Linked DNA regions of Homo sapiens: region 1 is linked to region 2. Evidence: read pairs that join two places in POLR2A ChIA-PET (ENCODE). Cell type or tissue: Panc1. All regions are shown on one strand. Each heading gives the region's core, and the rest is flanking DNA. Links, peaks and the distances in the headings are about the cores only.

Evidence for each region. ChIA-PET counts read pairs that join two places held together with the same protein. Peaks named below come from ENCODE experiments on the same cell type or tissue, not always from the same donor. Only the 100,000 strongest peaks of a DNase experiment are listed, where the experiment ranks them.
Region 1: POLR2A ChIA-PET joins it to region 2 with 13 read pairs; 8 of 35 experiments call an interaction of 5 or more read pairs at or near these places.

The regions. Positions count from the first base shown.
Region 1 is chr1:6,499,459-6,510,440 of GRCh38, forward strand. It overlaps a transcript of PLEKHG5 not described here. Among named protein-coding and RNA genes, the nearest start is that of PLEKHG5, 13 kb to the left of the region's middle. RefSeq lists enhancers at 3,047-3,776, 7,339-7,839. In Panc1, for the core only: no CTCF peak of the experiment used is centred there; no DNase peak of the experiment used is centred there.
Region 2 is chr1:6,575,826-6,586,807 of GRCh38, forward strand. It overlaps TAS1R1 (taste 1 receptor member 1), which reads left to right. Exons shown (of 6, transcript NM_138697.4): 4 at 590-802; 5 at 1,125-1,245; 6 at 2,828-3,930. The coding sequence ends at 3,759. It overlaps ZBTB48 (zinc finger and BTB domain containing 48), which reads left to right and starts at 4,169. Exons shown (of 11, transcript NM_005341.4): 1 at 4,169-4,311; 2 at 4,716-5,474; 3 at 6,233-6,474; 4 at 10,094-10,205; 5 at 10,870-10,962. The coding sequence starts at 4,785. It overlaps LOC107984912 (a long non-coding RNA gene), which reads right to left and starts at 3,608. Exons shown (of 3, transcript XR_002958250.1): 1 at 3,522-3,608. RefSeq lists enhancers at 3,553-4,252, 6,713-6,762 and a silencer at 4,304-4,433. In Panc1, for the core only: no CTCF peak of the experiment used is centred there; a DNase peak (open chromatin) is centred at 4,016; H3K4me3 peaks cover 2,912 bases; H3K27ac peaks cover 2,296 bases.

The sequences.
Region 1 (10,982 bases), core at 2,015-10,014, 75 kb before region 2:
CCCCTGGTCCTGGCTCCCCTGGGAGGTAGCTCCCTCTGGGCTCTGCTCTAAAGCTGCAACTTCCTGCATTGCGTAGGCGAGCTCCTCTCTCCTGGAGACTGCAGACACGAAGAAAAATCCATCAGGACCCTGGTAGCTCTCAGGGCCCAGAGTGGGGCCTGTGGGGCTTGGGGGTGAGGTCAGGACAAGCAGTCCCCACCATAGGCCTGTCATGAGCTCTCCTGCAGGTGACCTATCCCCATCTACAGCCTTCGAGGAAAGGGTGGGCCTGGTAAGGGGGACATACTGTATCAGGTGATAGCGTACCCTGGACATAGCTGGGTTTTTCTTAATTTAATTTAATTTAAAATTTATTTTTTGAGACAGGGTCTTGCTCTGTTACCCAGGCTGGAGTGCAGTGTTGTGATCAGGGCTCACTGCAGCCTCGACCTCCTGGGCACAAGTGATCTTCCCACGTCAGCCTACCGAGTAGCTGGGACCACCGGTGCACACCACCATACCTGGCTAACTTTTTAATTTTTTTATAGCAACGGAGGTCTCACTATGTTTCCCAGGCTGGTCTCGAACTCCTGGCTTCAAGGGATCCTCCTGCCTTGGCCTCCTAAAGTGCTGAGATTATAGTTGTTGAGCCATCTACATAGCCTGGCTCAGCCAGTCAGATTTGCTCTCCTGAGACTATGAATTGAGACAGGCCTGGGAAGGAAACATGATTCCGATCCCCTTCCTGATAGGAGCCCACAGGCAGGACTACTACTGGGCCCTGGAGACTTGAGTCCACTGAGAGTCAGTCCAAATAGGTACGATGCCCCAAGATTGTTGGGGAGCAGGAAAAAGGGGAGCAGCCCCTCAGTGGAAATCACCCCAGAGCAGACAGGGCAGGAGAAGGCAGCTTTGTGAGAGTGGGCAGCTCTCGGGGTGGCAGGGGGGCGGCCTCCTCTGCCTGCCCCGGGCTTCCCTTGGGAGCCCTGCCTCTTCGTAGCAACCCCTCTTATGTGGACCAGCCTAAGCGGTGTCTGCTCCCCGACCTCAGCCCGACCCTAAGCAGACCTGGAACCCTGAACTCCCCCCTCCGCTAAGCAAACCTGGAACCCTGAACCTCCCCTCCAGGCAGACCTGGAATCTTGAACTCCCCCCTCCCCTAAGCAGACCTAGAACCCTGAACTACCCCCTCCGCTAAGCAAACCTGGAACCCTGAACTCCCCCCACCCCTAGCCAGACCTGGAACCATGAACTACCCCCCTTGAGGCAGACCTGGAACCCTGCACTCCACTCGTCCCTAGGCGGACCTGGAACCCTGAGCTCCCGCCACTGCATGCCAGACACTGCCTCCCCACGTGCGCAACAGCCCAGCTGCCCTCCTGGCTCCCCCACCTCCCGTCGCAGGGAGACCAGGGCCCTTGGCCAGGCAGAGGAGCCTACTCGCCAGTTCTCCCCCGACCCTGTCTCAGTCGCAGGAGGCCACTTGGGCTTTGTCCTGAACATGATCTCTACCAGAACTGGGCCTCGGGGCGCGGGCAGAACGGCCGGCAGACATGTTTTGTTTGGCTGAGAACAGGGTTTCGGAAGAATTTAAATTGGTTGCCAACTTTGAAAAGTCAGGAGATTTCACATAAAAGTCCATATTTCTGGCTTCTCTTGACAAACCAGAGGAGCCCGGCAGCTCTGGACCCATGTTCTGGACGGCTCCAGCTCCCGAGCTGTGTCTGCCTCGGATCAGCACAAATGCTTCCAGCCCCCACAGTCCACGCCACTCCGTCGCCCCACCGCAGGCCCCTCACTCCGCTACTTGCCGGACACAACTGAGCTTCTGACCCCAGCCCAGCCCTTCTTGGTGCTATTCCTTTGCCCTCCCCCAGCATCCTCCCATCGCTGTCTGCTGCCATCCTGCCCACTCTTCAAGGCCCAGATTGAAGGCTGCTGCCTTCAGGAAGGCCTCCCTATTGTCACATATCCCAGTTCCAGGTGAACGTGTCCTTGCTGGACTCCCACTGTCTTGAACCTTTGAACCAACACCGACCTGTCTTCCCCATCAGACGGCTTCAGGAACGACACACAATGACCACAGCTCTCACTTGCCAACCACCTGCTGGGAACTCTGCTGTCCATAGATGGTGTCGTTTCACCATCTAACTCTGTGTAGAGGAATGATCATTGTCCCCATTTTACAGATGAGGAAACTGAGGCGTGGAGGGTAGAGAGATTTGCCCAAGGTCACACAAGTAATGAGAGTAACGAGGCTGTGAGTGTGTAAGCCTCCAAGCCTGTGCTCCTAACCGCCAGGCTACAGTGCTCCCATGGGGCCTGACACAATTAGCTGTCTGGAAAACGTGAATTGGTCCCCCCATCATGACATGAGTGTCCCCTTTCCCCACTGGTCCCAGGCTGACACAAGTGCATGGAAAACCACCTCGTTCTCATTTTCTCCAGGGTAGCCCCTCACCTGTGAACCCTCCACTCCGATGAACCCTTCTGTCTCAAGAAAACAGGCCCTCCCTGCCCACGACCTCCCAACCACAGGCCTGGCCATGCAAAGGCTGCCCCTCTCAGGAAGCAGCTGTGGCCTTGAATGTCCCCTCCCGCGTGAGCCCCACCCTCCTGGGCGCCGGTCCATGCCTGGGCAGCTGCTGCAGGCCATGCTGGGGCTGGACCTCTTAGCCGCAGCAGCCTGGGGAAGGGCAAGATTTGTCCCAAACCTGGCCAAACGCCAGAGGGGCATGTCCTGGGTAAATGGCTGCTGGTCCCAGGACATCCGCCACTCCCTATGCAGGACACTGGTTGGAGCGTCACTGGAGGCCTGGGAAGGAAATGTGTTTCTGATCCCCTTCCCAAAGCGCCATGGGGCACCTTGGGGCAGGTCAGTGAAGTAGGGACCCAGCTGCAGGGAGGGGCATGGACCTTGGCCAGGACACTGCTTCTGCCTACAGCCCAGAACCACCGCTGGCGTAGTCCCCGGGGACCGGAGAGCTGAACACAGCCCTACCCACCCACACTGCTCGAGCTCAGTAAGAAGAGGTGGGAGGACACATTCAGGATTCCTTCCTGGGGCCCAAGAAACTGTCCACACAGCTCTGCACACAGGCCTGGGGCCAGCCGGCCACTTCCTCCGGCTGAGGCTACTGCGGGCGCCTGCCCATCTGCCCCCCGTGGGCTTCCTCCAGAGGTTCCTCAGAGGAACCGAGAGTGACCAAGGGCGGAACAGGAGCGGGGCTGCAGAAATAGCTATGAGATCCCAATTCCCGACAGTCACACTCCAAGCGCCAGTCCCACCCCCATCACAGGCAGGGCTGGCATCGGCCCACCCTGCATGGGCCCCGGCCAGGGTCTGGCTGGCACAGAGGACAGAGCCCACACAGACAGCCGTGTGCCCAGGCTCACCCACCCGACCGCCTCAGCTCATGCATGAGACCTGTTCACGTGCTGTGACCCAGCCGCTGTGTGCAGCCCCCCGGCGCCTCTCTGCCGGCCCCGGGGAGAGCTGGGGCAGGCACACACGGGTGAACAGGTCTCAGTTCTGGTGCTCAGGCTGAGGGTGTGCATGGTGCATCTGGGTGCCACCACTTGGGATCTCAAAGGCCTCGCCACACCTCACCAGGATAAAGGGGATTCCAAGAATGGCCTTGACTCAGAGAGTGGGCATGGATATTCCAGGAGCCTAGTTTTAAAGAGCTTTGAGGCTGGACATGGTGGCTTATACCCATAATCCCAACACTTTGGGAAGCCAAGGAGGCAGAAGGATCATTTTAGTCCAGATGCTCAAGACCAGCCTGGGCAACATAGAGAGACTCCATCTCTACAAAAACATTAAAAAACCAGCAGGGCCTGGTGGTGTGCACCTGCAGTCCCAGCTGCTTGGGAGGCTGAGGCAGGAGTGCTGCTTCAGGTCAGATGCAGTGAGCTGTGATCTCGCCACTGCACTCCAGCCTGGGTAACAGAGCAAGACAACCCTGTCTTTTTTTTTTTTTTTTTTCAGATGGAGTTTTGCTCTTGTCACCCAGGATGGAGTGCAATGGTATGATCTCGGCTCACTGAACCTCTGCCTCCCGGGTTCAAGTGATTCTCCTGCCTCAGCCTCCCAAGTAGCTGGGATTACAGGTGCCTGCCACCATGCCTGGCTAATTTTTTGTATTTTTTAGTAGACACATGGTTTCACCATGCTGGCCAGGTTGGTCTTGAAGTCCTGACCTTAGGTGATCCACCCGCCTCGGCCTAGCAAAGTGCTGGGATTACAGGCATAAGCCACCGTGCCCGGCCTACCCTGTCTTAAAGAGAAAAATAAAGAGCACTTGGCACTGGGTATGCCCTCTCTACGTTAGCTCTGTGGCCAGTGTGATCAAGGGGCCCCAGAGCTGTGAAACCCCAGAAGCAGGAGCCGCCTGCCCCAGAGGCAGGAGAGACAGGCAGCTTCATAGATGTGATTCCTGCATCTGAGCCGTGAGGGCATCCCAAGGGGAGGGACCAGCAGGATGACTGAGATGTACAGAACAACTAAGAGAGCCCAGGGAGGGCCTGCCTCTGCAGACGGCGAGCAGCCCCACTTTGCCCCACCCTGCCAAGGGGAGCACAGTCTGAGTGGGGGCGAGAGGTGGGACACAGGCTCCCATTGGCTGGCCCTGCTGGCTTGGGGCTGGGTGGCTAAACGACCTGGGTCAAGTCTCTGGCTCTGTTGGGTCCTGTAGCACCGTACCTGCCTCAGGTAGGCAGGAAGCTGCCGGGTGAAGAAATAGAGCAGCCTGCCCCCGATCCCACCCTCCGACTCCAGGACAGTGCCCGGCTGAGGGTGGAGGGGAGATTTGCCCCCCCAACATCAGCTGCCACACTCCTCCTCACCCCACCCCCACATCCCGTGCTGCCTCCCGCATCCCCACTGCCTCCACCAGCTGGGCAGCTGGGCCGCCCCTCTCATGTCCTGCCCTCCCTGCCTTCTGCGCACGTCCCGATGGGGCCTGGAGTTGCTGGGGCCTGTGGGACACTGTACCTGCCTCTCCTGACAAGCAGCCACATTCCCCCTCCTCCACAGTGGGGGGCTGGTCACAGGCAGGGACGCCTGGCCTTCATGCCCACCCGGCATCGTCCTCTCTCCTGGGAGCAGCACTTCCCTTCTCTCTTTTTTTTTCTTTTTTTTTTTTTTTGAGATGGAGTCTCGCTCTGTCACCCATGCTGGAGTGCAGTGGCACAATCTTGGCTCACTGCAAACTACACCTCCCGGGTTCACGCCATTCTCCTGCCTCAGCCTCCGGAGTAACTGGGACTACAGGCGCCCGCCACCACGCCCAGCTAATTTTTTGTGTTTTTAGTAGAGACGGGGTTTCACCGTGTTAGTCAGGCTGGTCTCGATTCCCTGACCTCGTGATCCGCCTGCCTCGGCCTCCCAAAGTGCTGGGATTACAGGCATGAGCCACCGTGCCCAGCCTACACCTCCCTTTTCAAAACCCTTCGCTGTATGGTCTGCGGGCTCCCTCTTGCCTCCCAATGTGGACCGCAGGCTGAACCGTCACTCTCCCTGCCTCTGGCCTCACGGATGGGCTCAGGGAAGGACCACGCCAGCCTGGGGAGACTCATCCAGGACAGGCTCCTGCTCCCTGGGCTTGTGGCCTGGGGGAGGCCAGCTCCTGGGCCCGAGGATGAGGCTAATGGAGAAGAGAACCCAGGCCCAGGCCCCGGCCCCAGACAGTTCCACAGTGCTGGGAGCTGGAGATCAGCGCTCCGGTAGCTTCTGCGGACCGGACTCAAGTTTCTGTCACTGCACCAAAGCTCCCTGACAGAGCTAGGTCCCCAGCCCACAGTGCCGGTCAGCCCACTGTGCCGACCAGCCTACAGTACCGACCAGCCCACGATGCCGACCAGCCTACGGTGCCGACCAGCTGAGCTGAGCGGACAGAATGGGCATCCGACAGCCAGCACAGGTGCGCCCTGCCTCTGCCACCGCTGTTTGAAGCTCCCTGTGTGTCATCCCCATTAGTGCTCTCAGCCTCCCAGTGACCCCCAAGGCATCATTATTCCCATTCACAGCTCCCCAACCTCTCACCCCCAGGAGCAGTCCAACGTCCCACCCCTCTAAACACAAGCCACGGGGCTCAGCGTCCCCGAGAGCTCATCCTGCCTCTTCAGGGGCTTAAACTCCCTGTACCTCTGTTTCCTCATCTGTAAAATGGGGACAAAAGGAGAAATGACCCACGTCCTGGGACCTGGAACGTGAATGTTCCAGAACATCTCATTACACCACCCAGCCCTGAGAAAACACCATGGCCTGATCTTGCGGGCGGGGTGAGAGCAGAGGCAGAGGCCAGGCCTGAAGCCCAGTGCAGGGCCCACGCTGCCCAGCCAGGCCAGCCCTGGAGGAAGGACAGCCTCCTCAGCTGCTTGCCTGCCCTCTGGCCCCCAGGGTCCTCATTTCCGGGTCCTCTCCTGCACCAGCGGCAGCTCTCAGGAGTGGCTCTGGCCCCCACACCACCGTGGAGCAAGTGACTGTCAGCAGCATGTGTGTGTGAATGGGCTACAGGCCCTGGCTGGGCAGGCCCGGTGCCAGAGCCTGCTGAAAGTCCTCCCGGGAGGTGGGTTCGCACCTACCCCCGAGGTCCTCGATGATGTCCAGGGTGGAGCTCCACGAGAAACGCTCCACCGTCCCCAGCTCCAGCTCGGCCAGGTCGCCGGGCAGGGCCTCCAGCTCGTAGGTGCCCCGCTTCCTCCAGTAGAGAAACATGCTGAGGCCAGGGGAGGCCGCCCCGCCTGGCCCGCGCCCTCGGAGGCTGGGTGGCCTGGGGACGGGACGCAGGGAGTGCAGGGGCGCAGGGGGTTTCAGGGACCACTGGGGCTGGCCTCGGCTGGCAGGCGCTCCCTCCTCTGGAAGGGGAGCATTCTGGGAGCGGCTGGGGGCCTCAGAGCTGACCAATGGCCAGGGCCCCGGCCCCACACAAAGCGCCTTTCTTCCCCTCCTACAGACATTTTACAAATTTCGCCTTCCCGGCCCCCTCGGAGCCCCCACCGAGGAGACGGGCTGGCCGTCTGGGGACGACAGAGGCCCGGAAAAGAGTGCGATTGTTTCGTGGTCTCTTTGCTAAGATAGGTTTCCAGAGAAGAAAAATGTGCTGCCCGAGGAGCAATTCCGGCTCCCCACCCCTGACCTGTGACCCCGCTCCCAGCCCCAGTGGAACCCTGCAGGATTTCTCAGTGAGGAACAGAAGCACCTGTGGGGACGCCGTGGGCTGCCCCTAGAGATGATTCCAGCTCCTGCCTGGACCCTCCCCAGGAAGCTCAAGGCATGTCCCTCACCTCCACTGAGCCGAGGCCCCCAGAGGCCCCCCAGCAGGGCAGGAGCTGTGGGCCAGGCCTCACCCTCAGCCTGCCTGTGAGGTCTGGGCTCTGCTCTCTGGGCTCCCTTTCGGGGCTGGCCACACTTCACCAGGCTGCCTCCTCCTTCAGATCATGTCGCCTACACCAATGGCAGCGCAGGCATAGAGCCCTAGGCAGCCGAACCTCTGGCATCCTCAGGGGAGCCTCATTGCTCCCGAGCGGCGGGTGGAGCTGGAGGAAGTCAGAGGGCTGGGGGTGCAGACCCTTCACAGAAAGAACCATGAGAAGAAGAAAAAGCGAGCGGACAGGCGGGGAAATGAAAAGCCACTGGTCAGTTGATTCCAGAGTGTTGTCCAAACTGCAAAATGTTCAAGCTAGAAAATAGCAACTCAAAGCCTATGGCAGCCCTCCTGTGGAGAGACCTCTGCCACGGTATCCACGTGACCTGTGCCCCAGCAGGGTCATTGTGGCTTTCCCTGCGTGTGTGGGCACTTCCTTCATGGCACAGATGAGGAAGCTGAGGCTCAGCTTACAAGGAATAGAACTTGTATTTGACCCCAAGACTGTCTAGCTTCAAAGCCAACTTGGGGACCTGAACAAGCAGCTGGGGGAGAAGGTGGGGGTGATCAGAGGGCCATGGGGCAGCCCTTCAGAAATCCAGACTTGAACGGGGCCAAGGGCAGCTTGCACTGGGCTCCCCAGCCAGGCTTTGCTGAGCCTCCTCTGTCTTACCCCACCTGTGCCCCCCCAGCCTGCCAGGTCTGAAGGAGCAGAGCCAGGGCAGAGCTGGCTCTCCTAACAGACCAGATGCCTGGCAACAGAGACCCAAGGCCCAGGCAGAGGGAGCTGGCAGCAGAAGGCTCTGTTTCCGGGGGGCGGGGGGATGGAGGGGTCACCCCAGGGCTGTGGCAGGGGGTGCTGGAGTGGCCATCCAGGCAGCCTGCACGCCCCCAGCTGAGGGCTAAGGTGCCAAGAGGTGGCTTGAATAATTCGAACCATATGCCTGCCTGGCCGGCCCCTCCCGCGCCGGCACGGGGCCAGGGAGGACAAACGCAGGCCCTTGGCCTTCATCACTGGCACCCACACGACCTGGGCCTGAGCCCACAGGAGCTGGGGGTGTCCCTGGCTCGTGTTCATGTGGCAAGTGGCCTGCCTGGGGGTGTCAGACTGAGGCTTAGGGAATAGGACCATCCATGGCCTGGCCAGCCATCTCTGTCTCAGACCCACCATAGCAGAGGCCAGGGCCAGTGGGGTGGGTCCTAGAGCCTTTACCCAGCCTCGGCCCCTCTTTGTCTGGGCTTGGTGGGAGCCACACCTGGTTATTATTTTAGGACAGCCAACCCCAGAACATCCCCGCCTGGGTGCAGCAGAGACTCCTTCCTACCCTCAACTGTGGGCTGAGCACAAGGGGACGCCCCTGCTGCAGCGGTCACCTGGGGCCCCACTCCCAGGCATCCATTTCGGGCTCGGAGGCTGAACCCTCCTGAGGGGCTGCAGCCCTGGATGCCAAGAGGAGGAGGCCGGGCTCCACCCTCCATCCTGACCACACGGAGCATCATCTTCTGTGTTCCCTCTGCCTCCAAATGTGCCTCCTGCCTCCCACCTCCCACCTTCGCTTGTGCTGTTCCTGCTGCCCGGCTGTCCTCCTCTGTCTCCCACGCTCCTTCCATACAAGGCTAGAGGGTCCCCCACCCAGCCTCCCGATGCAGGAAGGCAGAGGCAGCCCCAGTGGGTCAGGGGAGGCCCCCCCAGGCCAGTGAAGCGGACCCCCACAGTGCTCGAGGGTGCAGCGCCAGCCCCTCTCTCTGAGGCAGCAGCTGTCCAAGGCAGGTAGACACACCTGGGCCTTTTCCTCGGGTCTGGGGAAAACCAGGAAACAAGACTGACGAGCGATGCCGCTGACAAACACGGGGGTTGCTCTTGGTGCCTTCAGGGACAGCTGTCTGTCTTGCATTCTGTTGTGTGCCCAGCCTCAGGCAGGCTCTCCACTTACCATGGCCCAATGCCATACTGAGCAAGCACTATTCACACATCATCTCCAATCCACACTTCATCCCCAATAGCAGGTGCTACTGTCCCCACCACAGAGATGGAGAAGCTGAGGCCATGACAGGCAACTTGCCCAGGGCCACACAGAGCTAGGAAGAGGGAGAGCCAGGGCTGAGCCCCAGAGCGGTACACACACTGCTGGCCGCACTGCCCACCCCGCTCTAGGCCTGGCCCTCCTCACCCACCTGTAGCGCCTCTCGAAGTCACTGCTGGGTACAGACAGGGAGCTAGAGGCCCGAGAGAGGCAGGCGGGCCCTCAGCTGGAGGGCTGCTCTCCCACAGCCCCAGACCTATCTCGGGGGACTCAGTCCCCTGGAAGCCTCACGGCCTCTGGACAGGAAGATCCCAGGGGAGCAGAGACAATTGGTTTGTGCCCTCACGCGGGCTGCCCCTGGGGCTGGGAGCTGTGGCCCTGGGCCCGGAGACCCTAAGATTTGCCTCTCGTCCCACCTCTGGTTCCTTCTGTGCTCCAGTGAGCATCCCCTGGCCTGGGGCTGGAACCAGGACAGGCAGAGGGACAGGGGCTAAAGACAAGGGCCCGCTTCATCCCGTTCCTGGCAATGGCCTTGGACATGGGGAGGGGGCGAGTCCTCTGCAAACTACAGCTGTTTCCTTGAGAGCGGAAGTGCCAAGTGAGGGAGGACCCAAGCAGGGTCCACCCCCGCAAGGTCTCGCTGAGTAAGGGGCCAAAAGAGGAAGAGAAACAGGTGGCAGGACCCGGCCATCGACCCCCACGCCAGGAAGCCACGGCCACTCGGGAGACGTAGGCTCTGGGGCACTTTTCCTGCCTAAGCTCACAGGCTGGGGGCTCCACGGGCCCCTGAACATCCTTTCTCCCCTCAACCACCCTGGATGACCCCTTCCCACTGCAGGGGTTTTCTGAGGGCAGCCCCCGGCAGGGGAGGGCTTGGTTCAGGGTTAGGCTTCTGCCTCCCAAGCTGGGCAGCCTCGGCCGTGACACTTCCCGATTCCACATCTGTAAAATGGGTTAAGGAGAGAGCCCCCCAGGGTGTCATCTCCACAAGACCCTGCACGCACAGGGCTTAGCAGGGAGCCTGGCGCAGGGTGAGTGCTCACCCCAAAGGGATAGACTTGGTGGGGAGTCCCTGTACCCAACAAGAGCCCCGTTCCTCCCCGTCCCCAGGCAAGGCCCACTGTGGCCTCTTGTGGACCCCAGGGCCCCAGGTGCAGGTAACCACATTCCTCCCTTCCTCTCCCGGTGTCTGAGGAGGCCTGTCTGGACCCCCAGGGCAGCCGGGGAGAGCCAGCTGCGTGCATGCGGGGCCGCCATGCCCAGTTCTAGCTACCCGGCTCTCATGAGAAGCACCCAGGCAGCCATGCTGTGGGTGAGTGTTTCTGCACAGGCCAGGCTGCAGAGCCCCATTATGTAATCTGGAGAGAGTGGGCGCTAGCCACTCCCCCTGCCCTCTGGCTCTCCTGTCTCTGTTCTTCTGGCCAGGCCCTCCCCAAACGCTCCACCAGGCCAAGTAAAAAGAAGAATCTGCCTCTGCCCGGCCGGGCACAGTGGCTCACGCCTGTAATCCCAGCACTTTGGGAGGCCAAGGCAGGTGGATCACGAGGTCAGGAGTTCAAGACCAGCCTGGCCAAGATGATGAAACCCCGTCTCTACTAAAAATACAAAA
Region 2 (10,982 bases), core at 885-8,884:
GGGACTACGGGCGCCCGCCACCACGCCCAGCTAATTTTTTTTGTATTTTGAGTAGAGACGGGGTTTCACCATGTTAGCCAGGATGGTCTCAATCTCCTGACCTTGTCATCCGCCCACCTCGTCCTCCCAAAGTGCTGGGATTACAGGCGTGAGCCACCGCACCCGGCCTAATTTTTGTATTTTTAGTAGAGATGGGGTTTCACCATGTTGGCCAGGCTGGTCTCGAACTCCTGGCATCAAGTGATCCTCCTGCTTCGGCCTCCCAAAGTGCTGGGATTACAGGCATTAGCTCTCTTCTCTTAGACAGATCTTTCTCTCTGATCCTTGCCTTCTCTCACCCACTGTGTCTTGGAAGTGTCAAGTGATAAGATCCAGGGCTAAAACTGTCTGTAAAGGAGTGTTTGTTAGAGGCCTCCTCTCAGGAGGTTGGTGGGGAAGATTGAGGGGCTTCCTAAGAAGGAAGGGACGAGACCTTCCTGATGGGCTGAAACCACCAGGACGGAAACCCAGGAAGGCCCCAGGCCCTTGCTTCTGGGACCATGTGGGTCTGTGCTGTCTGTGGTGGCTTCATGATACGCGTTTCTTTCAGCTTTTGGAGCAGATCCACAAGGTGCATTTCCTTCTACACAAGGACACTGTGGCGTTTAATGACAACAGAGATCCCCTCAGTAGCTATAACATAATTGCCTGGGACTGGAATGGACCCAAGTGGACCTTCACGGTCCTCGGTTCCTCCACATGGTCTCCAGTTCAGCTAAACATAAATGAGACCAAAATCCAGTGGCACGGAAAGGACAACCAGGTAATGGGGATGTGGCTACTCACCATGTAACTGGCTTATGGGCAACCTAGAGCCTGGGGGTGATGCTGACACAGTGTACAGGGAGCAGGAGGGGGGCCCCAGGGGTCCAGCTGCCACCACTCTACCCATCCTGGCCAGGGAAGCAGGGAAGACACTCCGTAGGCGAGTGTGCAGATGCCCTGGGGCGGAAGTTCACACGACCAGGGGCCCTGCCCTGGGAGTGAGCCCTGAGGGCAGATGCACAGAGATTCTGTTTTCTGTTCCACATGTGAGCTGTCCTTTGACTTGGGCCCCTACGTGTGGCCCCTCTGGCTTCTTACAGGTGCCTAAGTCTGTGTGTTCCAGCGACTGTCTTGAAGGGCACCAGCGAGTGGTTACGGGTTTCCATCACTGCTGCTTTGAGTGTGTGCCCTGTGGGGCTGGGACCTTCCTCAACAAGAGTGGTGAGTGGGCAATGGAGCAGGCGAGCTACCCAGCACTCCCGGGGGCTGCACGGTGGAGGGAGGGCCTCCCTTGGGCCCCATGTGCCCTGCCCCAGAACCAAGGCCCAGTCACTGGGCTGCCAGTTAGCTTCAGGTTGGAGGACACCTGCTACCAGACAGAATTCTGATCAAGAGAATCAGCCACTGGGTGCGGTGGCTCATGCCTGTAATCCCAGCACTTTGGGAGGCTGAGGCGGGTGGATCACTTGAGGTCGGGAGTTCGAGACCAGCCTGGCCAACATGGTGAAACCCCATCTCTACCAAAAATATAAAAAATTAGCTGGGTGTGGTGGCGCGTGCCTGTAATCCCAGCTACTCGGGAGGCTGAGGCAGGAGAATCACTTGAACCCAGGAGGCGGAGGTTGCAGTGAGCCAAGATGCATTCCAGCCTGGACCACAAAGCGAGAATTCGTCCCCCCAAAAAAAGAAAGGAGGCCGGGCGCGGTGGCTCACACCTGTAATCCCAGCACTTTGGGAGGCCGAGGTGGGTGGATCACCTGAGGTCAGGAGTTCGAGACCAGCCTGACCAACATGGTGAAACCCCATCTCTACTAAAAATACAAAAAAAGTTAGCCGGGCGTTGTGGCGTGTGCCTGTAATTCCAGCTACTCGGGAGGCTGAGGCAGGAGAATTGCTTGAACCCGGGAGGCGGAGGTTGCAGTGAGCCAAGATTGCACCATTGCACTCCAGCCTGGGCGACAAGAGAAAAACTCTGTCTCAAAAAAAAAGAAAGAAAGAAAGAATTAGCCAACTGAAAGCCTTAGACTGAGGTGTGTCCTCTGTTAGAGAGCTGTCATCACAACTCCTACAAAAGCAGTCGTATCCTGAATTCAACCTCTTTCTCTAAATGAATATAGCTATTGTTCCCTTTGTGCCCTCTTGTCCTACTGTCCCTTCTGTTGCCCATGCCAAAGACAGCTAGCTCCTTGAACAGCTTGGCCTGAATACAGATACTAGCGTGTCTGCAGCAGAGAAAAAAACAGCATTCCCCATCCAGAAATGCAAGGTCAAGAACAGAGAGCAAATTAGGTAGCTAAGGACTCAGGTCCTTAGTTGGTGTCCAGGGGCCACATTCTTTCCTTTCACCATCTCTGTAGGGACAGGAATACTTCCCTTCTGTCCTCAGAGGGTCAGGACTCAGAGAAACCACAGAGCAGCAGCTCAGGAAAGTGGTTCATGGAAATGCTGGCAAGAGAGAGGGGTTACAATGCCCTCCCTTGGGAGCAGGCTGCTCCCATCAGATCGTAACCTCTCTGGTATGTGGGCAGAGCTACCAGGTTAAGGTCCTCCCTAGGGTTTGCAAAACCCTCATGGGATCATGAGCCATACAGAACCGACCTGTGTGTCTCCAGAGTCTGTAATTAACACAGGCATTTTGAGGAAATGCGTGGCCTCAGGCCCCACTCCCGGCTACCCCCATCCCACTATGCCTAGTATAGTCTAGCTGCCCTGGTACAATTCTCCCAGTATCTTGCAGGCCCCTATTTCCTATTCCTACTCTGCTCATCTGGCTCTCAGGAACCTTCTTGGCCTTCCCTTTCAGACCTCTACAGATGCCAGCCTTGTGGGAAAGAAGAGTGGGCACCTGAGGGAAGCCAGACCTGCTTCCCGCGCACTGTGGTGTTTTTGGCTTTGCGTGAGCACACCTCTTGGGTGCTGCTGGCAGCTAACACGCTGCTGCTGCTGCTGCTGCTTGGGACTGCTGGCCTGTTTGCCTGGCACCTAGACACCCCTGTGGTGAGGTCAGCAGGGGGCCGCCTGTGCTTTCTTATGCTGGGCTCCCTGGCAGCAGGTAGTGGCAGCCTCTATGGCTTCTTTGGGGAACCCACAAGGCCTGCGTGCTTGCTACGCCAGGCCCTCTTTGCCCTTGGTTTCACCATCTTCCTGTCCTGCCTGACAGTTCGCTCATTCCAACTAATCATCATCTTCAAGTTTTCCACCAAGGTACCTACATTCTACCACGCCTGGGTCCAAAACCACGGTGCTGGCCTGTTTGTGATGATCAGCTCAGCGGCCCAGCTGCTTATCTGTCTAACTTGGCTGGTGGTGTGGACCCCACTGCCTGCTAGGGAATACCAGCGCTTCCCCCATCTGGTGATGCTTGAGTGCACAGAGACCAACTCCCTGGGCTTCATACTGGCCTTCCTCTACAATGGCCTCCTCTCCATCAGTGCCTTTGCCTGCAGCTACCTGGGTAAGGACTTGCCAGAGAACTACAACGAGGCCAAATGTGTCACCTTCAGCCTGCTCTTCAACTTCGTGTCCTGGATCGCCTTCTTCACCACGGCCAGCGTCTACGACGGCAAGTACCTGCCTGCGGCCAACATGATGGCTGGGCTGAGCAGCCTGAGCAGCGGCTTCGGTGGGTATTTTCTGCCTAAGTGCTACGTGATCCTCTGCCGCCCAGACCTCAACAGCACAGAGCACTTCCAGGCCTCCATTCAGGACTACACGAGGCGCTGCGGCTCCACCTGACCAGTGGGTCAGCAGGCACGGCTGGCAGCCTTCTCTGCCCTGAGGGTCGAAGGTCGAGCAGGCCGGGGGTGTCCGGGAGGTCTTTGGGCATCGCGGTCTGGGGTTGGGACGTGTAAGCGCCTGGGAGAGCCTAGACCAGGCTCCGGGCTGCCAATAAAGAAGTGAAATGCGTATCTGGTCTCCTGTCGTGGGAGAGTGTGAGGTGTAACGGATTCAAGTCTGAACCCAGAGCCTGGAAAAGGCTGACCGCCCAGATTGACGTTGCTAGGCAACTCCGGAGGCGGGCCCAGCGCCAAAAGAACAGGGCGAGGCGTCGTCCCCGCATCCCATTGGCCGTTCTCTGCGGGGCCCCGCCCTCGGGGGCCGGAGCTAGAAGCTCTACGCTTCCGAGGCGCACCTCCTGGCCTGCACGCTTTGACGTCACGTCCGGCGCGGAGACGGTGGAGTCTCCGCACTGTCGGCGGGGTACGCATAGCCGGGCACTAGGTTCGTGGGCTGTGGAGGCGACGGAGCAGGGGGCCAGTGGGGCCAGCTCAGGGAGGACCTGCCTGGGTGAGGAGGGCGCGGGGTGAGGGAGGGAGGGGCTGCGGGCCGCCGTGGCTGCCTTCCGCTCGGCCGCTCGGGACCTGTGGGCGCGGCGTGGGCTTCGCTCACCTGTCCCCGGCTGCCGCCCTCCGCCGTCCGGGATCCTCTCACTGTGCCGGGCCAGTCCGTTCGCTCTCATCCCATGTCTCCTTTCCCCAAACTTGGATTTTTCTCACCAGGCCCTTCTTCACGACCCTGGCCCCCCATCCAGCATCCCCCCTGGCCAATCCAATATGGCCCCCGGCCCCCGGGAGGCTGTCAGTGTGTTCCAGCCCTCCGCGTGCACCCCTCACCCTGACCCAAGCCCTCGTGCTGATAAATATGATTATTTGAGTAGAGGCCAACTTCCCGTTTCTCTCTCTTGACTCCAGGAGCTTTCTCTTGCATACCCTCGCTTAGGCTGGCCGGGGTGTCACTTCTGCCTCCCTGCCCTCCAGACCATGGACGGCTCCTTCGTCCAGCACAGTGTGAGGGTTCTGCAGGAGCTCAACAAGCAGCGGGAGAAGGGCCAGTACTGCGACGCCACTCTGGACGTGGGGGGCCTGGTGTTTAAGGCACACTGGAGTGTCCTTGCCTGCTGCAGTCACTTTTTCCAGAGCCTCTACGGGGATGGCTCAGGGGGCAGTGTCGTCCTCCCTGCTGGCTTCGCTGAGATCTTTGGCCTCTTGTTGGACTTTTTCTACACTGGTCACCTCGCTCTCACCTCAGGGAACCGGGATCAGGTGCTCCTGGCAGCCAGGGAGTTGCGAGTGCCAGAGGCCGTAGAGCTGTGCCAGAGCTTCAAGCCCAAAACTTCAGTGGGACAGGCAGCAGGTGGCCAGAGTGGGCTGGGGCCCCCTGCCTCCCAGAATGTGAACAGCCACGTCAAGGAGCCGGCAGGCTTGGAAGAAGAGGAAGTTTCGAGGACTCTGGGTCTAGTCCCCAGGGATCAGGAGCCCAGAGGCAGTCATAGTCCTCAGAGGCCCCAGCTCCATTCCCCAGCTCAGAGTGAGGGCCCCTCCTCCCTCTGTGGGAAACTGAAGCAGGCCTTGAAGCCTTGTCCCCTTGAGGACAAGAAACCCGAGGACTGCAAAGTGCCCCCAAGGCCCTTAGAGGCTGAAGGTGCCCAGCTGCAGGGCGGCAGTAATGAGGTACTGTGCCCAGGGTGTTGGGACTGGGGAGACAAATAGAGGGAATAGACACTTTTTTGGTATAATAGGGACCCTGGGCTGGGTGTGATGGCTCACTCACGCCTGTAATCCTAGCACTTTGGGAGGCCAAGGGGGGTGGATCACTTTAGCTTGGGAGTTCGAGACCAGCCTGGGCAACATGGCGAGGCCTCATTTGTACAAAGACTATACAAAAATTAGCCGGGTGTGGTGGCACACACCTGTAGTCCTAGCTACTCAGGAGGGTGAGGTGGGAGGATCACTTGAGCCCAGGAAGTGGAGGTTGCAGTGAGCTGAGATGGTGCCACTACCCTCCAGCCTAGGCGACAGAGCAAGATCCTGTCTCAAAAAAAAAAAAAAAATATGTGGACCTTAAGACAATCTCTGTTAATGTGGGTTTGGAACAGGCTTTCTCCAAAGGAAGCTGGTGACCTCAGGCTGACCTTTCTGCAAGCCCCAGCTGTTCACGGTTGCCACCTTCCTGAGAGGAGTGGGCAGCATCAGGGTTACAGGTGTTTCCCCAGGGCAGTGTTTCCAGCTGAGCTTCCAGTTCCCCACAAACACAGCCACTTTCCTCTGAATCCAAGATTCAGATGCTCTGCCTTGGGCCCCTGAAGGAACTTGTCTGATGAAGGGACTTGTCAGGGTTGGGGCTTGGGATGGAACTGGAGCTGGGTCCCTACAACTCCTGCTGATTCATTTGGTGACGCCACCCCCTCCTGCTGCCTATTGTGCTCTAGTGGGAAGTGGTGGTTCAAGTGGAGGATGATGGGGATGGCGATTACATGTCTGAGCCTGAGGCTGTGCTGACCAGGAGGAAGTCAAATGTAATCCGAAAGCCCTGTGCAGCTGAGCCAGCCCTGAGCGCGGGCTCCCTAGCAGCTGAGCCTGCTGAGAACAGAAAAGGTACAGCGGTGCCGGTCGAATGCCCCACATGTCATAAAAAGTTCCTCAGCAAATATTATCTAAAAGTCCACAACAGGTAAACGTTCTGTTTTTCTATTTTCTTTTCCTGTCTGCCATTCCCACGTTGGGGGAGGGGTCCTGCACTTCCCACTTCTGGGTGAGGTAGGGGCTGGGGGATCCATCTCAGACCCACATAGTGTCTGGCCTTGGTACACCTCTGATAATCAGGAAGTGAGAGCCTGCTTTGGGTTGGATTCTTCTTCCTTGCTGTCCTGTGAGTACTCTGGTTGGAGATGGGTTTGTGTACATCTTGTCAACAGGTTCCACCCACTGTGGACCTTGACCTCCAGCTGGTCTCTGCTAACAGAATGAGAAACCTGTGGCCCCTGTGCTAGAGCTGGGGCCCAACCTTAGGTGTTTCTGAAGCCTGGCAGTGTGGGCTTGAAGCCTGGCAGTGTGGGCTTTGGGCCACAGTGCCAAGCCTTGGTTCAGTGCTACCTGCGTTTCCAGGGAAGTGTTCACTCTGGGGTGTCAGTGGGGCATTCAAGTCTATTTGTCTAAACCTTCAGCGTCCAATAAAGTAACCAGGAACTCCAGGAGCTATTACAATTTTTATTTTTACATTTAATGGAGACAAGGTTTTGCTCTGTTGCCCAGGCTGGTCTCAAACTCCTGGGCTCAATCGATCCACCCACCCTGGCCTCCCAAAGTGCTGGAATTATAGGTGTGAGCCACCATGCCCAGCCCCCAGGGGCTATTTTATGTTTTTTGTTTGTTTTTGTTTTTGAGTTGGAGTCTTGCTCTGTCACCAGGCTAGAGTGCAGTAGCGTGATCTCAGCTCAGTGCAACCTCTGCCTCCTGGGTTCAAGTGATTCCTCTGCTTCAGCCTCCCAAATAGCTGGGATTACAGGCACATGCCACCACACCCGGCTAATTTTTTGTATTTTAGTAGAGACGGGGTTTCACCATGATGGCCATGATGGTCTCAATCTCCTGACCTTGTGATCCACCCGCCTTGGCCTCCCAAAGTGCTGGGATTACAGGTGTGAGCCACCATGCTCAGCCTATGTTGTTTTTCATTTTATTTTATTTTTTTGAGACGGAGTCTCACTCTGTTGCCAGGCTGGAGTGCAGTGGCATGAGATCGGCTCACTGCAACCTCCGCCTCCTGGGTTCAAGCGATTCTCCTGTCTCAGCCTCCCGAGTAGCTGGGATTACAGGTGCCTGCCACCACGCCTGGCTAATATTTGTATTTTTAGTAGAGATGGGGCTTCACTATCTTGGCCAGGCTGGTCTTGAACTCCTGACCTTGTGATCCACCTGCCTCGGCCTCCCAAAGTGCTGGGACTACAGGCATGAGCCACTGCGCCCAGCCTGTTATTTTTTTTTTTTTTTTTGAGACAGTCTCACTGTGTCGCCCAGGTTGGAGTGCAGTGGCATGATCTTGGCTCACTGCAACTTCTGTCTCCCAGGTTTAAGCGATTCTCCTGCCTCAGCCTCCTCAGTAGCTGGGACTACAGGTGCGCACCACTACGCCCAGCTAATTGTTTTACTTTTTTTTTTTTTTTTTTTTGAGATGGAGTCTCCCCTCTGTCGCCCAGGCTGGAGTGTGGTGGCTCCGTCTAAGCTCACTACAACCTCTGCCTCCCAGGTTCAAGCGATTCTCCTGCCTCAGCCTCCTGAGTAGCTGGGATTACAGGCACGCGCCACCACACCTGGCTAATTTTTTTGTGTGTGTTTAGTAGAGACAGGGTTTCAGCATGTTGGTCAGGCTGGTTTCGAACTCCTGACCTTGTGATCCACCTGCCTCAGCCTCCCAAAGTGCTGGGATTACAGGCGTGAGCCACCGTGCCCAGCCATTTTTTTACTTTTTAGTAGTGATGGGTTTCACCATATTGGCCAGGCTGATCTCAAACTCCTGACCTTGCGATCCACCTGCCTTAGCTTCCCAAAGTGCTGGGATTACAGGCGAGAGCCACCGTGCCCAGCCCCCAGGGACTATTTTAACTTAAAATTTAAAATTAAATAAAAATTCAGTTCCTCAGATACGTTAGCCAAATCTGAAGTGGTGAGGAACCACGTGTCTCCTGGTGGCTGAATCGGGCAGTGCTGACATAGCACATTTCCATCATCGTGGAGAATCCCCTTGGGCGGCACTGCTTTGGAGTCCCTGCAAGGCCTGTGGGGATGGCGGCCCAGTGGCATGCCTTCCAGTCCTGCCACTCCCAGCCAAGACATCACTAGTCTATCATGGTGTGTTTTCTTGCCATGCCAGGTTGGGCGGCACACTAGTAATCACCTAGAATGGGAGCCAGGGGGAAACCCGTTCGCTGTCCCTGTGCACCGTGTTCAGGGCAGCTGCTGCCAGTGGAATGCTGGGATAACCCCAGTGTCGGGGGTCCTGGGGCAGCCTGTGTACTGCTGGATGCTTGCTTTCAAGTACTCTGCTGGGGTAAGACTCTGGGGCAGTTTCCATCCCTTCCTTGGGCTTCAGCTTGCTGGACTGGCCCTGAGAACTGGGAGGGGATGGCTTCATGAAGTCATTTTGATGGGGGATGAAGATAGTTGCTGTAGAGGAAGAGGATGAGAGAGCTGCTTGGCCTCTGGAAGGTGGGAGGAGCTGTCGCAGGCTGCACAGGGGCTCTGAGGTCGAGTTCGTTTAGTTCATTGATTAAGCAGTCTACCAGGTGGCCAGCAAGGCTTTGTGGGTGCTTGGGATGCATTTAAGGGAACTAAACAAAGGTGCTTGTGCAGCCGACCTGCTTGCCAGGCAATGCAGATAACAGATAAGTCCATCTGCCTGCAGTAGACGGTGAGGAAGTGCTGCCGAAGAAGAAAAAGCAGAGGCGGGCCAAGGGGTTGGGGAGTTGTGAGTGGGGTTCGATTGCGATTTTAAGTAGCCAGGGTCTCTAGAGTCTTACTGAGAAGGTGAGATTTAAGCAAAGACTCAAAGGAGGTGAGGAAGTTGACCAAGTGGGTGACTGGGGAGCATCTGGGCAGAGAGAAGAGCCAGGGCGCTGGGGTAGGAGGATCCTGGGGGCGTGACAGGCAGCAAGGAGGCACATGCCTGATCCAGGTGGCCAGACGACACCCTGGGAGAGAAGCAGGCAAGGGGAGGGCTGCCTGCGCCTTGATAGGCCTCCCGGGCCCTTTCTCTGAATGGGGAAGCACTGGGGATACGTGAGCCAAGAGGTACTGAGGTCTGACTTAAAGGTCCTTCTGGCTCCTGAACTGAAACCTGTGGGGGAGGCAGTCACGGAGCGGGGAGACCAGATGGGCAGCTCCCCTGGCTACCTGGGAGAAGCTGTTGCCAGCCTTGGTGGGCCAGTGGAGTCAGGTGAGGATCTGGCCATGGGTTTGAAGCTCTGGGAAGACTGAGTTGCTTCTCCAATAGTCAGGACCCAAGATCTGTTTCTGCCTTCAGACAGAATGCGGTCAGCTGGGCCTCCCTGTCGGCCTCTGTGCTGGCCAGATCCATGGCAGCCTCTTAGGACCTGTGTGAGCTTCTTGCCACTGCACTCTCCCTTGCAGAGTCTCCATGCTGGGGGAGGCTTCTGGGCTTGTCCCTGCACCTTAACCAGCCGGTGTCACCTGAGAACACTTGTTCCCCTTAGAAGGGACCCAGAGGGGGCCCTGGGTGAGGGAGAGATGGGAAACCCTCTCAGCCCCCCCACCCCTGTGGCTTCTCCTGGCAGGAAACATACTGGGGAGAAACCCTTTGAGTGTCCCAAATGTGGGAAGTGTTACTTTCGGAAGGAGAACCTCCTGGAGCATGAAGCCCGGAATTGCATGAACCGCTCGGAACAGGTACTTGGGAGCTGGCCCAGGTACTTGTGGGCAGGGCACACTGGCCTCTCTGTCTTCGTGCCATCCGGGAAGGGCCCCAGGAGACTGTCTGAGAGGGGTACTGTAAACTCAGGAAAGCTGTGGGGTCCTTGGATGTCATGAGGTCCATGCCCTGGTACAGGTGGGGACACAGGTCCTGAGGGCGGAAGGGACAGGCATAGGAGGGACTCTGTGGGAGGCATTTGGGGTTGGCTTTCCTAGGCCCCTGGCCCACCTCCACCTTGGCTTTGGAGAAGGGGAGCCGCTACAGGGGATGGCAGCTGGGAAAGGCCCCCTGGCCACCCCCAGCAACCCCACTGCTGGCTTCTGTGTCAGGGCCCGCCGAAACCCAGGCCCACTCTTCCTAGAGGCCTGTCAGCAGCCACTAGGGCCAGGGACTGTGGGTGAGGCCACTCGGACCCTGCCCCCAGTCTGTCTGGGCCTGAGAAGGGCCTGGTGTGCGGTGGGCTTGCAGCACTCAGTGATGGTCAGGCCAGGCAGGTTATGTGTTGCCCTCTCCCACCCTAGCGTCCCCACCCTCCCCAGGCAGACTCTTCCCAGCAGCAAGCGGAAGCCCGGGCAGAGGCTGCTGTCATAGGCAGAGGCCCCCGCTGATGCCGGCCCTGCTTGCCCCTCACACTGCCAGGTCTTCACGTGCTCTGTGTGCCAGGAGACATTCCGCCGAAGGATGGAGCTGCGGGTGCACATGGTGTCTCACACAGGGGAGATGCCCTACAAGGTCAGGCTTGGCCTGTCTCC